Linked DNA regions of Homo sapiens: region 2 is linked to region 1. The links are chromatin contacts, found by Hi-C or POLR2A ChIA-PET in ENCODE. All regions are on one chromosome and are shown on one strand. Each heading gives the region's core, a stretch centred on a gene start or an enhancer-like site at or near the end of the contact. The rest is flanking DNA. Distances are from core to core; before and after follow the strand shown. Region 1 holds the start of CREBBP (CREB binding lysine acetyltransferase). Region 2 has its middle 19 kb from the start of GLIS2.

Region 1 (6,726 bases), core at 3,421-5,920:
CCCCCACGAGAGGGGCGGGTGCAGCCTCCCATGTGGACGGCAGAGAGAGGAGAGGGGCCTCTCACCCTTGAGCGCCTGCTTCCCACTGCCCCAAATAGCAGCTATATGGTGCCTTGGTGTGCCAGGGACCCTGTGCACCCTCCATCTCATCTCCACCGCACCTCAACTGTCTCAGCAGGTGAGGAGGTATTTGTTTTTTTTTTTCTTTTTTTGTTTTTTTGAGATGGAGTTTTGCTCCTGTTACCGAGGCTAGAGTGCAATGGTGCAATCTTGGCTCACCACAACCTCCGCCTCCTGGGTTCAGGCAATTATCCTGCCTCAGCCTCCCGAGTAGCTGGGATTACAGGCATGCACCTCCAAGGCCGGCTAATTTTGTATTTTTAGTAGAGATGGAGTTTCTCCATGTTGGTCAGGCAGGTCTCGAACTCCCAACCTCAGGTGATCTGCCCGCCTTGGCCTCCTAAAGTGCTGGGATTACAGGTGTGAGCCACCACACCTGGCCGAGGTATTTGTTTTCAAAACAGCTAAGAAAAAGCAGTAGGTTTGGGACTTGAACCTAGCTCTGTCTGGATCCCTCCACACCACCAGACCACATTCTGCCTTCTGTCCACCAGGAACTGGCTGGAATCCTGCCTTCCTGGGACTACTCCCCCAGGCCTCTGCCCCCCAACCCCGGGACTCCCACCCCTGGGGGATCAGTTATTATGATTTTGTGCTATTCTGACTTGGATTCTCTGCTTATCTTTTCAATGTGTGTCCTGTTTGTGTTTTTCTCCCCAATGCTGTTCTGCATCGCTTGAAGGCAAAGTCCAAACCTGATGCTATCTTTTAATCTATTTAAGCCTAGAAAGGGACAATCAATATCAAATTGCAACAATTCCATTTCTTTTTTTTTTTTTTTTTTTTTTTGTGAGACGAAGTTTCATTCTTGTTGCCCAGGCTGGAGTGCGATCTTGGCTCACTGCAACCTCCGCCTCCCGGGTTCAAGCAATTCTGCCTCAGCCTCCCAAGTAGCTGGGATTACAGGTGCCCCCCCACCATGCCCAGCCATTTATTTGTACTTTTAGTAGAGATAGGGTTTCACCTTATTGGCCAGGCTGGTCTCGAACTCCTGACCTCAAGTGATCCACTCACCTTAGCCTCCCAAAGTGCTAGGATTACAGGCGTGAGCCGCCGCATCCAGCCAACAATTCCAATTCCATTTCTTTCTCTTTCTTTTCTTTTCTTTTCTTTTTTTTTAGACAGTATCTCACTGTTGCCCAGACTGGAGTGCAGTGGTTTGATCATAGCTCACTGCAGCCTCAACCTCCTGAGCTCCAGTGATCCTATTGCCTTGGTCTCCCAGGCAGCTGGGACTACAGGTGCATGCCACCACGCCCAGTTCACTTTTTAACATTTTGTTGTAGAGATGAGGGTCTCACTGTTGCCCAGGCTGGTCTCAAACTCCTGGGCTCTAGAGATCCTTCCACCTCGGCCTCCTAAAGTGCCGGGATTACAGGCATGAGCCATCATGCCCAGTCCTTTGATTGTTTTTTAATGTGGTATCTGAGACTGGAGAGGGTGAGGTTTGTGGAAAGAGCAGGAAGCCTTAGGTGTGCACCGGAGTGAAGCCCCTTCGTGGCTGGGTGGCTTGTCCTCCTTTGTGCCTTATTTCTTCATCTGTGAAATGAGGACAATTTTTCCTTCCAGGATTGTAGGAAGTGCTATCCATGGGAGGCATGGCAGAGCGGCCTGGTATCCCTAAGGCACTCACTTGTTGAAGGTGATCCCCAGCTAAGTGAGTGCAGGCAGGAGCCACGCTTCCCTCCTTGCTATTCCCCCATCAGTGTCTGAGCTCAGGGTTCTTTGAGTCAGACTGAAGGGAGAAGAAATCGAAAGGAAAGAAAAAACAGGTATCAGTGAATACCAGAATTGATCAAAATGATACAGGTGAGAACAATGAGACAGAAAAAGGGACTGCAGAGCCGGTATATTTTGAGGGTGGAACATGGTGAGACAGGAAGACTAGGGTCTTTGGAGAGTGAGGACATGGGTTCCAGGCCCAGACTTGCCATGTCCGGGTTATTTACTTCTGAGTCCTTGCGACTGAGTTCCCTTGCTTTCCTCTGTAAAATGGAAACCTGTCAGGGAATGGCTCAAGCTCCTGTGCCCACTTCTGTGTAAACCACTCACCAATGGACCCCTGGGGGGCTGCATGGTGTCTCCACTGCCCCAAGGCAGGCCCTAAGACCTCTAGGTGGCTGGACACCTTGTCCCGTTTGAAGAGTGGCCTGGAGCCACCTCAGGCTGGGGCCCACCCTTTTCAGTGGCCTGAAGGCCTCTAGGACTCAGAGCACCTGACACAGCTCATCACTCATTCAGTTTTACAAACCTACTTCTTCTTGCAGAGCACTGTTTCTGTGACTAAGACACCATCTTTGCCCCGAAGGAGCTCACAGACCCTTGGTGAGACGGACACCCAGAGCATTCAGATACAGGGTGTGGCCTGCCCTGTGCCACTGATACACTTCTTGCCATTCCTGTGCAAACTGACTTCTTGAATACTTCCATTTATGGCTTCCAGGGTGTGCTATTTTAACTCCTTGAATATATGGGGATCTCTTTATGTTTGGCCAAGGGGATTAGCACAGTCTCAATGCCCTTGGGATTCTCAAGAGCTATTTGATGCATAAGTAAAAACATGAACTAATTCGGGGGCAGTGGAGGCGGGGAAGATGGGGCAGGATGTGTTATGTGTTCTCTCACAGAGCCCAGAAGTGATATGGGAGCCGAGGAGTGGGCTAGGAGGGCTTCCTGGAGTAGGTGACATTTGAACTGGGTTCTGGAGGATGAGTTAGAATTTGCCAGGCATGTCTTCTCAGCACAGGGACCAGCATTTGAAAAAAAAAAAAAAAAAGCCTGAATGATGTGAACTGCCTACTGGCCAAGTGGGTGTAGGATGATGATGGTGAAGTGAGCCATGTAAAGTAGAAGAGACAGATTCAAGAGCGGTATCACGGCCCAAGATTTTGAGCAGTACAGGTAAACAGAGAAAAGCAGAACGATCACTCAATCTTGACACTCAAGGACAGTCACCATATGTACATACACCTATGTTTTTAAGAGAATTCATACGTGTTCTTTTTTAAAGAAAGACTATGTAGTGTTTTCTTTTTCTATGTCTGGGATTTTGTTTTGTTTTGTTTTGTTTTTGAGACGGAGTTTCACTCTTGTCGCCCAGGATGGAGTGCAATGGCGAGATCCCGGCTTACTGGCCTCCCCAGTTCAAGTGATTCTCGCATCTCAGCCTCCCGAGTAGCTGGGATTACAGGCGCACGCCGCCACGCCCAGCTAATGTTTGTATTTTTGGTAGAGATGGGGTTTCACCATGTTGGCCAGGCTGGTCTTGAACTCCTGACCTCAGGTGATCTGCCACCGCGCCTGGCCAGGGAGTTGTTTTAAACAGATTTTCTCCCTCTCTTTTCGGGATGTTAACTCTGGTGCTGCGTGGGGAGCAACGTGGAGAGCAAAGAACACTTAAGTGAGTAGCTGCCACCATAGCCACCGGGACAGTGCGGGAGGAGCAGTCTCCCAGGTAAAGACCGTGGGTAGAGGGGCGCGTGGCGGGTGAGAGGGAGGAGTCCGCGCTGACTCACGGGTTTCTGGCTTAGGAAACAGTGGAGCTGCTGATACCTTTATGAGGAAGCCGGGCAAGTTTGGAGGGGCAGATAACTAACTGGGATGGGAACACCTCGGGTATTCGTAGAAGTGTCCCGCGGGCTGTGGTCTCGCGTGGGGGACTCCCCAGGCCCGCACCCCTGTCTGGGGCACCTGCGAGGCGCCAGGCAAGTTGCCTGGGGCGGGGAGTGCGGCCTGAGCGTCCAGGCTTAAGCCCCGATGCGCGGGCCCTTCTCCGCCCAGGCCGGCCCTCGCCACCCCGCTCTCACAGGTGAGGGTGTCTGCCCTGCCGCCTTGGGATGCGAACAGGCGTGAGGCCCCCTCACTCCCTAGTGTCACGAGGTAGGGCGGGACCCGAATCCCGGCCCTGCCACTTCCTGCCTCGACCACTTTGGAGCAGTTGCTCGCCCCCCGCCTCAGTTTCCCCATCCGCCCACCTCGTCGGCAGGACCCAAGGGCGGTCTGTAACCTGCAGAGGCCATTCCACTTCCCTGGCCGGCGGCGAAGGCTAGTGGCGCGGCCTGGGCTGGGGTCGCCCCGACCGTTCCCGACCGACGCCACCTAGGAGGGTCTGGGGAAGGGGACGCGAGGAGCTGGGAACACGCAGCGCCGCCCCAGCGGGACGGGCGGGCCCGGGCTGGCGTCGAATCCGCGCCCGAGAGCCCAGCCCGCGGCCAGGCCGCCGCTCCCGGAGCCCGCTGGGGCCCGGAGCCCCGGCCCTCTACGCCTGGTCGCCATCAGAACAAAAGCTGTGGCTCAGCCCGGAGCCCAGGCGCCCCGCAGGCCTGGCCCGCGCCGGGCCGCCAGCTTCCCTACGCTTGGCGGCCGCGCCTTCAGCCCTTCGGCCCGAGCACGCTCGGCTCTTTCCGCCACGGCCGGCGCAGGTGGAGGGGGCGGGGCGGGGGCCGTGCGTGGTGACGCCGCGGGGGGGTGACGCACCGGCGTGCCCCGCCCCCACCCCCTCCCCGTTCAGGCTCTGGAAAGAGAAGAAAAAAAACTTTCTTTTTTTTTTAATTGAGGAATCAACAGCCGCCATCTTGTCGCGGACCCGACCGGGGCTTCGAGCGCGATCTACTCGGCCCCGCCGGTCCCGGGCCCCACAACCGCCCGCGCACCCCGCTCCGCCCGGCCGGCCCGCTCCGCCCGGCCCTCGGCGCCCGCCCCGGCGGCCCCGCTCGCCTCTCGGCTCGGCCTCCCGGAGCCCGGCGGCGGCGGCGGCGGCAGCGGCGGCGGCGGCGGCGGAACGGGGGGTGGGGGGGCCGCGGCGGCGGCGGCGACCCCGCTCGGCGCATTGTTTTTCCTCACGGCGGCGGCGGCGGCGGGCCGCGGGCCGGGAGCGGAGCCCGGAGCCCCCTCGTCGTCGGGCCGCGAGCGAATTCATTAAGTGGGGCGCGGGGGGGGAGCGAGGCGGCGGCGGCGGCGGCACCATGTTCTCGGGGACTGCCTGAGCCGCCCGGCCGGGCGCCGTCGCTGCCAGCCGGGCCCGGGGGGGCGGCCGGGCCGCCGGGGCGCCCCCACCGCGGAGTGTCGCGCTCGGGAGGCGGGCAGGGGATGAGGGGGCCGCGGCCGGCGGCGGCGGCGGCGGCCGGGGGCGGGCGGTGAGCGCTGCGGGGCGCTGTTGCTGTGGCTGAGATTTGGCCGCCGCCTCCCCCACCCGGCCTGCGCCCTCCCTCTCCCTCGGCGCCCGCCCGCCCGCTCGCGGCCCGCGCTCGCTCCTCTCCCTCGCAGCCGGCAGGGCCCCCGACCCCCGTCCGGGCCCTCGCCGGCCCGGCCGCCCGTGCCCGGGGCTGTTTTCGCGAGCAGGTGAAAATGGCTGAGAACTTGCTGGACGGACCGCCCAACCCCAAAAGAGCCAAACTCAGCTCGCCCGGTTTCTCGGCGAATGACAGCACAGGTGAGGAGGGGGTCCGGGGCGGCGGGGGCCCGGGGCGCGCTGTCACCCCCACCTGAAAGAGAGCGTCCGGGGGTCGTGGTCGCGGATACCGATCGAGCCGGGAGCTCGGAGCAGGCCCCGCAGCCCGTTCCCCTCGCCCCGCGCGGGAGGGTGGAAGTTCGTCGCAGGACTGTCACTGGGCCCGAGTTGGTCAGCACACGCCCGGTGCACTCGGCCTCCCCGCACCCGATCAGCCCTCCTCGCGGGGACCCTAGTGGCACTCCAGGAGGGAAGAAGTAAAGTGCAGCGTGTGGGTTTGTTTGGTAATGTCCTACGCATCCATCCGCGGCCGTGTCCACACGCGTGGCCGTCCAGAGGAATGACAGCGGAGGGTACCTTTGATGCTTAGAGAAAGCAAGATCGCGGCCAAAGGTAGGGCAGTGTGTTTTCTGGATTGGCGACACATTGACCAGGCTGCATTCAGAGGACACTCACAGCAGCCGCCAGCTTGCGAGTTAGAACCGAAGTTTCTTGGAATGAGTGAGTTCCTTGGAAAGATGCTTAGTGCTTATTTTCAAAACTCCTTGTTTTGTGTGTGTGTGTGTGTGTGTGTGTGTGCGCGCGTGTGTGTTTTTAGTCAACTAGTCATTCCATTTTTCAAAACCCAAACTTCGTTAGCAAGATGTCATGAAAGTTGCTGTGGTGTGTTTCATTTCCATGTATAACTTCAAAAGAAAGTTAAACAGCAGGTTTAAGTTCATTTGGGCTGCAATCTCCATTTGAGTTTGTGTTGCTTTCACAGTGTAGATGTACAAAGAATTAAGGAATGTAGGAATTCCAATTTTTCAAAAAAATGGAGCAGGATACTGAATAAATCATCTTTTTGTTTGTTTCCTTTCATTAAACGGCTTCCCTGGAAACTTTCTTAAGTTATCATAGCTGCTTAAGAGAAGTATTTAGTTTTCTATTAATTCAGTAATTCTGGGTCCCACTGCGCTGGTTCATGGTAACATGAACTAGTTGTATTTCCTCTTTTAGAGCTCTCTCCTTTGCCGCAAAAACTTGTGTGCCGCTGCGAACAATTCCATCTCCAGCGCAGCTTGCATTTCTCCAGTAGTCTTGCAGTGGTAGCATCTGAAAATCAGTTTCTAATGAATGAGTCCAAATTGAATTACATCGCTGCCTTCAGATTTGCA
Region 2 (7,558 bases), core at 553-3,052, 420 kb before region 1:
CGTGATGAAACTCCGTCTCTACTAAAAATACAAAAAAATCTAGCTGGGCCCGGTGGTGCTCACCTATAGTCCCAGCTACTTGGGAGGCTGAGGCGGGAGAATCGCTTGAACCCGGGAGACAGAGGTTGCAGTGAGCCGAGATCATGCCACTGCACTCCAGCCTGGGTGACAGAGTGAGACTCCGTCTTGAAAAAAAAAGAAAAAGAAAATATTCCAAAATTGCAGTTATAGATGCACAGATCTGTGGATATTTAAAAACAACTGAATCATCTACTGTGGTGTAATTGTAAAGTGGTGAATTATATGGATTATATCTCAATAAAGGTCTTTTTTTTTCTTTTTTTTTTTTTTTTTTTGAGACGGTATCTTGCTCTGTCGCCCAGGCTGGAGTGCAGTGGCACAATCTCGGCTCACTACAAGCTCCACCTCCCAGGTTGGTGGACATTCTCCTGCCTCAGCCTCAGCCTCCCGAGTCGCTGGGACTACAGGTGCCTGCCACAATGTCTGGCTAATTTTTTGTATTTTTAGTAGAGACGGGGTTTCACCGTGTTAGCCAGGATGGTCTCGATCTCCTGACCTCGTGATGCGCCCACCTCGGCCTCCCAAAGTGCTGGGATTACAGGTGTGAGCCACTGCACCCGGCCTCACCAAAGGTCTTATTAAAAAAATTAGCCAGATTCCCTGCTTCAGTGATAAAAAAAAAAAAAAAAAAGAGGGGCAGGAGAAGAGGACCCAATAACTTCCTGAGTGACTGGGGAAAATATTTTTGGGTTATATTTCTGTAATTCTCGTGAAGTGATTACAGAAGTGACGGGATAGAAGAGGTTTCTTTAAAAAAAATTTTTTTTTTAATTTAGTAGAGATGGGATCTTGCTATATTGCCCAGGCTGGTCTTGAACTCCTGGACTCAAGCAGTCCTCCTGCCTGGGCCTCCCGGAGCTCCCGGGTTACAGGTGTGCAATCCCATGACCAGCCGATAGAGGACGTTTCTATTCATCCTTCAGACCTCAGCTTACAAGTTACCCCAAGATAAGCCTCCCCCACCCCATAACCCTCCCTCTGTCACTTTGTCACGTGTCTGAGCCCTTGTTTCTTCCTTTTTTTTTTTTGAAATGAAGTCTTGTTCTGTCGCCAGGCTGGAGTGCAATGGCGTGATCTCGGCTCACTGCAATCTCTGCCTCTTGGGTTCAAGCGATTCTCCTGCCTCAGCCTCCCGAGTTGCTGGGATTACAGGCACATACCACCACACCCAGCTAATTTTTGTATTTTTAATAGAGACGGGGTTTCACCATGTTGGCCAGGGTGGTCTCCATCTCCTGACCTCATGATCTGCCAGCCTTAGCCTCCCAAAGTGCTGGGATTACAGGCGTGAGCCACCGCGCCAGGCCTGTTTCTTCCTTTTATAGCTCTTCCCACACTTGGAATTCTTTTCTGCCTCTGGACCTGATTTTGTTGGGCTCTTGCCCAGCTGAGTTCCGTGAGGTTCGGGGCTTGTCTGTATCTTGTCTGCCACATCATAGGTGCTCAGTGCACACCTGTTGAGTGGATGCACCATAGATATATTGATAACAGCTGTGAGCGGTTGGGAGCGAGTGAGCAGAGCAGGGCTGCTCAGGGTGTCTCCAGCCCTAGTGGCTTTCTCTCTGTTCCAGTTCCAGGAGAAAGTCTCTGGAAAGGAAGCCCGAAGTCGGGTCTGGCTGGGAAGAGGTGGGGGCTGGGGCGGGTGCCGGGTGCTGGGGCTGGGAGGAAGTCTGCAGCCAGGCTGCTGAGGGTGTGGCGTCTGTGTGTGCACCTTTGGAATGTGGCTGATTCACTCTGAGGGGAGCCATATGCTGCCGCCACCGCCTCGGATCTGACATCTGGAGGCTGAATTCCAGGAGGAGAGAGACAGATTCCTGCAAGCAGATGCCAACTTTGAAGGTCAAAGGGAGCAATGGAACTGCTTTGAGGGGGGTGAGAGGGTCCAACACTCCCTCCAGGGGCTGGGAGGGAGGTGAGGCCCCCTCCCCAGACTTGCCTGAGCCCCTGATCTATCAGAGCCTCTATGCGGACAGCTGGGGCGCAAGGAAGAGAGCATGAGCTTCAGCGTTCAGACCTGGATTCAAAGACCAGTTTCTGGGCCAGGCACAACGGCTCATGCCTGTAATCCCAGCACTTTTGGAAGCTGAGGTGGGAGGATCACTTGAACCTAGAAGTTTGAGACCAGCCTGGGCAACATAGTGAGACCCCATCTCTACAAAAAAATAGAAAAATTAGCCAGGTGTGGTGGTGCGGGCCTGTAGTCCCAGCTACTCCTGAGGCAGGATTGCTTGAGCCCAGGAGGTGGAGGCTATAGTGAGCCAAGATTGCACCACTGCACTCCAGCCTGGGTGACAGAGCAAGACCCCCCCATCTCAAAAACAAATTAAAAAATAAATAAATAAGTAAATAAATGAAATAAAGACCAGTTCCTTGACAGCTCGTGTAACTGCAGAGGCCGAGGGTCTAGCTGGGTCCAGTGCTCACAGGAACACTGGCTTGCATCTCCCAGCCAGGTTTCCTCCGTTTTCGCTTTGCTCTTGGGCCAGCGCTTCCTGAGAGGAGGCCCTGATGTCACAGACCTGTGAACCTCCAGCTTGTGTCTACCACGGGTTCCAGCAGAATCCTAGGTTTGCCTCTCTTTGGCTGGAGCTGGGTCCCAACCCAGCCCTGTAGCGATCACCGTACTCCTGATGGGACAGGCCTGGGTCAGGAGCCTGCCCAGCACAGGGCAATACCCCTGTAGCCCCATGGAGCAAATGGAAATGAGGGGGGCTGTCCCTTAAAAGAACCACACCGGCCAGGCGTGGTGGCTCACGCCTGGAATCCCAGCACTTTGGGAGGCTGAGGTGGAAGGATCGATTGATCCTGGGAGTTGGAGACCAGCGTGGGCAACATAGCAAGACCCTGTCTCTACAAAAAAAAATTTTTTTTGAGATGGGAGTCTTGCTGTGTCGCCCAGGCTGGAGCACAGTGGCGTGATCTCGGCTCACTGCAAGCTCTGCCTCCCAGGTTCATGCCATTCTCCTGCCTCAGCCTCCCAAGTAGCTGGGACTACAGGTGCCTGCCACACGCCCGGCTAATTTTTTTGTATTTTCAAAAATTTTTTTTTAAATTAGATGAGCATAGTGGTGTGTACCTGTGGTCCCAGCTACTTGGGAAACTGAGACGGGAAGATGGCTTGAGCCCAGGAGGTTAAGGCTGCGGTGAGCCTTGATCGCACCACTGCATTCCAGCCTGGTCAACAGAGCAAGGCCCTATCTCAAAAACAAAACAAAAAAACATAAATACAAGAGCGACCCCCCAGCTCTGCTAAGCTGCCTCCACCATGCTGGCTGCCAGGCCCTGTGCTCAGCTTCATGGGCTTTAGCGTCCCCAGGTGTCCCTTTGGTTGAGTCTCTCCCTTAAGCTCTCAGATGCTCATTTTCTTCATCTCTGAAATCTCCAAGCTTCTTTTCAGGATTGGATGAGACAATCCTGGCAAATCCCTTGGCACAGGCCTTGCCCCAAGGAGGCAGATGATAGCTCACGTCTAGTTCCTTTCTCATCCTGACATCTAGGTTCTCTGTGATCTGCCTGTGGGCTCGAAGGATGGTGTGCATGTGTGTGTTTGCATGTGTGTGCGTGGGTGTGCATGAGTGTGTCTGCACGCAGCAGCAGCAGCCCCCTTTCTGTTCTCCTAGGAGTTTTGTATTTGATTTCTCCTCCAGAGTCTTGGGGGCTCCACAGGAGAGATGGTGGAGGCGGGAGGAGCAAGAAAGGGGTGAGGTTAGAAGCCTGGTCCCAGCTGGGGCTGCAGCTGGGGGCCTGCAGGCTCTGGCCTGCCCTGGGAGGCCCTCCCTGTACCTGCAGCTGCATCTGGGGCCGGAGGAGGGGCCAGGCGTCCTTCCGCTCCAGGAGCTGCTGCCTGTCCCCCTCCCATGACACATGAGGACTGTGTCTGGTCGATTCACATTGGAGGGTCCCTGAATGAGCTTTGTCCATTAGAGGACCTGTATTCTTGTTCCTGGAACCTGGGAGTGGGTCAGAAGGGTGACTCACACCTGTAATCCCAGCACTTTGGGAGGCCAAGGTGGGTGGATTACCTGAGGTCAGGAGTTTGAGACCAGCCTGGCCAACATGACGAAACCCCATCTCTACTAAAAATATAAAAATTAGCTTGGCATGGTGGTGCGTGCCTGTAATCCCAACCACTCGGGAGGCTGAGACAGGAGAACTGCTTAAACCTGGGAGGCAGAGGTTGCAGTGAGCCGAAATTGCGCCATTGCACTCCAGCCTGGGTGACAAGAGTGAGACTCTGTCTCAAAAAATAAAAATAGGCCGGGCGCAGTCGCTCACGCCTGTAATCCCAGCACTTTGGGAGGCCGAGGCAGGCAAATCACAAGGTTAGGAGATCGAGAGCATCCTGGCTAACACAGTGAAACCCCATCTCTACTAAAAATACAAAAAATTAGCCAGGTGTGGTGGCGGGCGCCTGTAGTCCCAGCTACTCCAGAGGCTGAGGCAGGAGAATGGCGTGAACCCAGGAGGCAGAGCTTGCAGTGAGCCAAGTTCGCGCCACTGCACTCCAGCCTGGGTGACAGAGAGAGACTCTGTCTAAAATAAATAAATTAGTTAATAATAATAAAAATAAAAAATAAAATCAAGCTGGGAGCAGTGGCTCATGCTTGTAATCCCGGCACTTTGGGAGGCTGAGACCGGCAGATCACCTGAGGTCAGGAGTTCGAGACCAACCTGGCCAACATGGTGAACCCCGTCTCTACTAAAAATACAAAAATTTGGCCGGGCACAGTGGCTCACGCCTGTAATCCTAGCACTTTGGGAGGCCAAGGCGGGCGGATCATGAGTTGAGGAGATCGAGACCATCCTGGCTAACACGGTGAAACCCCAGACCCCATCTCTACTAAAAAAATTAGCCGGGTGTGGTGGTGGGTGCCTGTAGTTTCAGCTACTCGGGAGGCTGAGCCAGGAGAATCGCTTGAACCAGGGAGGTGGAGGTTGCAGTGAGCTGAGATCGCACCACTGTACTCCAGCCTGGGTGACAGAGTGAGACTCCATCTCAAAAAAAGATTAAAAAATAAAAATAAGATATAATTCACATACCGTAAAATTCACCTCTTTGAAGTGTACAATCAGTGGTTTTTAGTGTATTCAGAGTCGTGCAACCATCATCAACATCTAATTTCAGAACATTTTCACCATCCCAAAAAGAAACCCTATACTCAAGAAGCAGCCACTCCCCATTCCTCTTTCCTCCCAGGCCCTGGCAACGCACCAGCCTGTTTTCTGCCTCTATGGATTTCCCTATTCTGGGCATTTCAAATAAAGTGGTGGTCTCTTGTGATTGGCTTTTCACTTAATGTTTCAAGGTTCGTCTATATTGTAGCATAGATCAGCACCTTGTTCCTTTTTATTTTTGAGACACAGTCTCGCTCTGTCGCTCAGGCTGGAGTGCAATGGTGAAATCTCTGCTCATTGCAAGCTCTGCCTCCCAAGTTCAAGCGATACTTGTGCCTCAGCCTCTGGAGTAGCTGGGATTACAGGCGTGGACCACCACGCCCGGCTATTTTTGCTCGTTTTTAGTAGAGATGGAGTTTCGTCATGTTGGCCAGGCTGGTCTTAAACTCCTGACTTCAAGTGATCGGCCCGCCTCAGCCTCCCAAAATGCTGGGATTACAGGGCGGCATGAGCCACCACACCCGGCCTTTATCTGTCTGTCTGTCTGTCTGTCTATCTATCTATCTAATCTATCTATTTTTGAGACAGAGTCTCCCTCTGTCCCCCAGGCTGAAGTGCAATGGCACAATCTCATCTCACTGCAACCTCTGCCTCCTGGGTTCAAGTGATTCTCCTGCCTCAGTCTCCCAACTAGCTAGGATTACGGGCGCCCACCACCACCCCCAGCTGATTTTTGTATTTTGAGTAGAGATGGGGTTTCACCATATTGCCCAGGCTGCTCTCCAACTCCTGGCCTCAAGCAACCCGCCTGCCTTGGCCTCCCAAAGTGCTGTGATTACAGGCATGAGCCACCGTGCCCAGCTTTTTTTTTTTTTTTTTTTTTTGAGACAGAGTCCTGCTCTGTCACCCATTTTGGAGTGCAGTGGCATGATCTCAGCTCACTGCAACCTCCACCTCCCAGGTTCAAACGATTCTTCTGCCTCAGCCTCCCGCGTAGCTGGGACTACAGGCGTGCATCACCACGCCCAGCTAATTTTTGTATTTTTAGTAGAGACAGGGTTTCACCGTATTGGCCGGGCTGGTGTCCGACTCCTGACCTCAGGTGATCCGCTTGCCTTGGCCTCCCAAAGTGCTGGGATTACAGGTGTGAGCCACTGCGCCCGGCCTATTTTTTTTATTAAAAAAAAAAAAAGAGTATGGATAAGGCACTCGCGCTGTGCCTGGTACCTCTCACCTCTCTGGTTGGTGCTTATGCATCCCTGAGGTGCCTGTGCAAAGGCAGGCGGACACCCAGGCCCGTGGAGGGGGCAGCAGCCCTGCGACATTCCCTGCCCCCAAGCAGCAGGAGGCTCATTTATCCATTTATCAGGGAAGCTTCCTGTGCCTCAGCTTTCCCAAGGTGGGGAAGGGTGAAGTCGAGGCCAGGCCTCTGCGGTTGGGACACCCCGAGGGATCTCCCTGTCCTCCTCCTCGGTTCTCCAGGCCCCACTCTGCCACTGCCCCATCTCCCCACCTAGAGCTTCCTGCAGAGCCGGGCAGAGCCGGGTGCCTTCTCTGCTGGTTGCCTGGGCGCCTGTGCCCCTTCCCTAGATCTGCAGTAGGGAACTGCTTCCCGGTGGCCTAAGGGCTTGGACGCTGGCCATGACCATGGACACCCCCACCACCCTGAGAGGGTGCCATACCCCAGCCCGAGGCTGGAGGGCCAGCTGTACGGCAGGGCCATGGAAGGGAGGACCAGGCAGCCTCCTGTGGCTCCTGCCAGGGAAACCCTCTCTGCTCGCTGCTGCTCAGCCTTTCCCAGCCCTGCCCCTCTCGTCTTGCTTCTCACATTTCAGCCTCTGAGTTACTGGCACCACTGTCTGTTGCTGCTGTTGCTGCTGCTGCTGCTGAAGCCGGCACCAGCCAGACATTAACCCCTGATGCGCTGGCGGCCGCAGCTGCACAGCAGGAAAGGGGCACCAGGGGCTCAAGCTCTGGCGGGCTTGAGGGAGGAGAGAGCAATCCCAGAGCCGGTCCCTTTGCTGCCCCCGGTCCCCACTCCACAGTGCTTACTGCGCTTGCTTCTTCCTTGTCTGCACAGACTTGAAGCCAAAACCCTTTCTGACCCCTACGAGTTGCTCCTTCCTCTGACAGTCTGGCTCTGACCATCAGCCCACAGGAAGGGGCTACATTTCACCTGGTAGCTGACCTTGTCGTTTCATGCATGGCCATGTTTTCTCCCTCCGTATGCCTTGTCATGCCCAGCGGGACCCTCCTCTTGTACCCGGATTTACCTGGCCACGGTTGAGCCACCAGGACCAGGTAAGCTCTTGAGTTTTGAGGCCAACAGGAAGCCATTCTCCAGGGCAGCCACGGGGGGATC

What was found. A loop is a pair of places that touch in the nucleus more often than their neighbours do. ChIA-PET counts read pairs that join two places held with the same protein, here RNA polymerase II (POLR2A). Pooled maps may share reads with other maps.
Region 2: a loop to region 1 is called in a map of astrocyte of the cerebellum, with 5 times the contacts of the local background. The contact joins the enhancer-like site here to the promoter of CREBBP in region 1. A Hi-C loop is called at or near these places in 1 of 168 maps with a recorded cell type or tissue (astrocyte of the cerebellum), 2 of 37 single-sample maps with no recorded cell type and 9 of 50 pooled maps. POLR2A ChIA-PET finds 5 or more read pairs at or near these places in 1 of 52 experiments (IMR-90).

Annotation. Positions count from the first base shown.
Region 1 is chr16:3,878,657-3,885,382 of GRCh38, reverse strand. CREBBP (CREB binding lysine acetyltransferase) reads left to right here and starts at 4,670. Exons shown (of 31, transcript NM_004380.3): 1 at 4,670-5,551. The coding sequence starts at 5,467. RefSeq lists silencers at 4,195-4,744, 4,765-4,814, 5,152-5,461, 5,502-5,551, 5,632-5,681 and an enhancer at 4,415-4,991.
Region 2 is chr16:4,293,500-4,301,057 of GRCh38, reverse strand. No RefSeq gene overlaps it. Among named protein-coding and RNA genes, the nearest start is that of GLIS2, 19 kb to the left of the region's middle. RefSeq lists a silencer at 1,656-1,950 and enhancers at 3,450-4,323, 5,963-6,622. Within about 2 kb of position 1,802, at least 24 of the 41 ENCODE cell types and tissues checked have a DNase peak (open chromatin) inside an H3K27ac peak, as active enhancers do.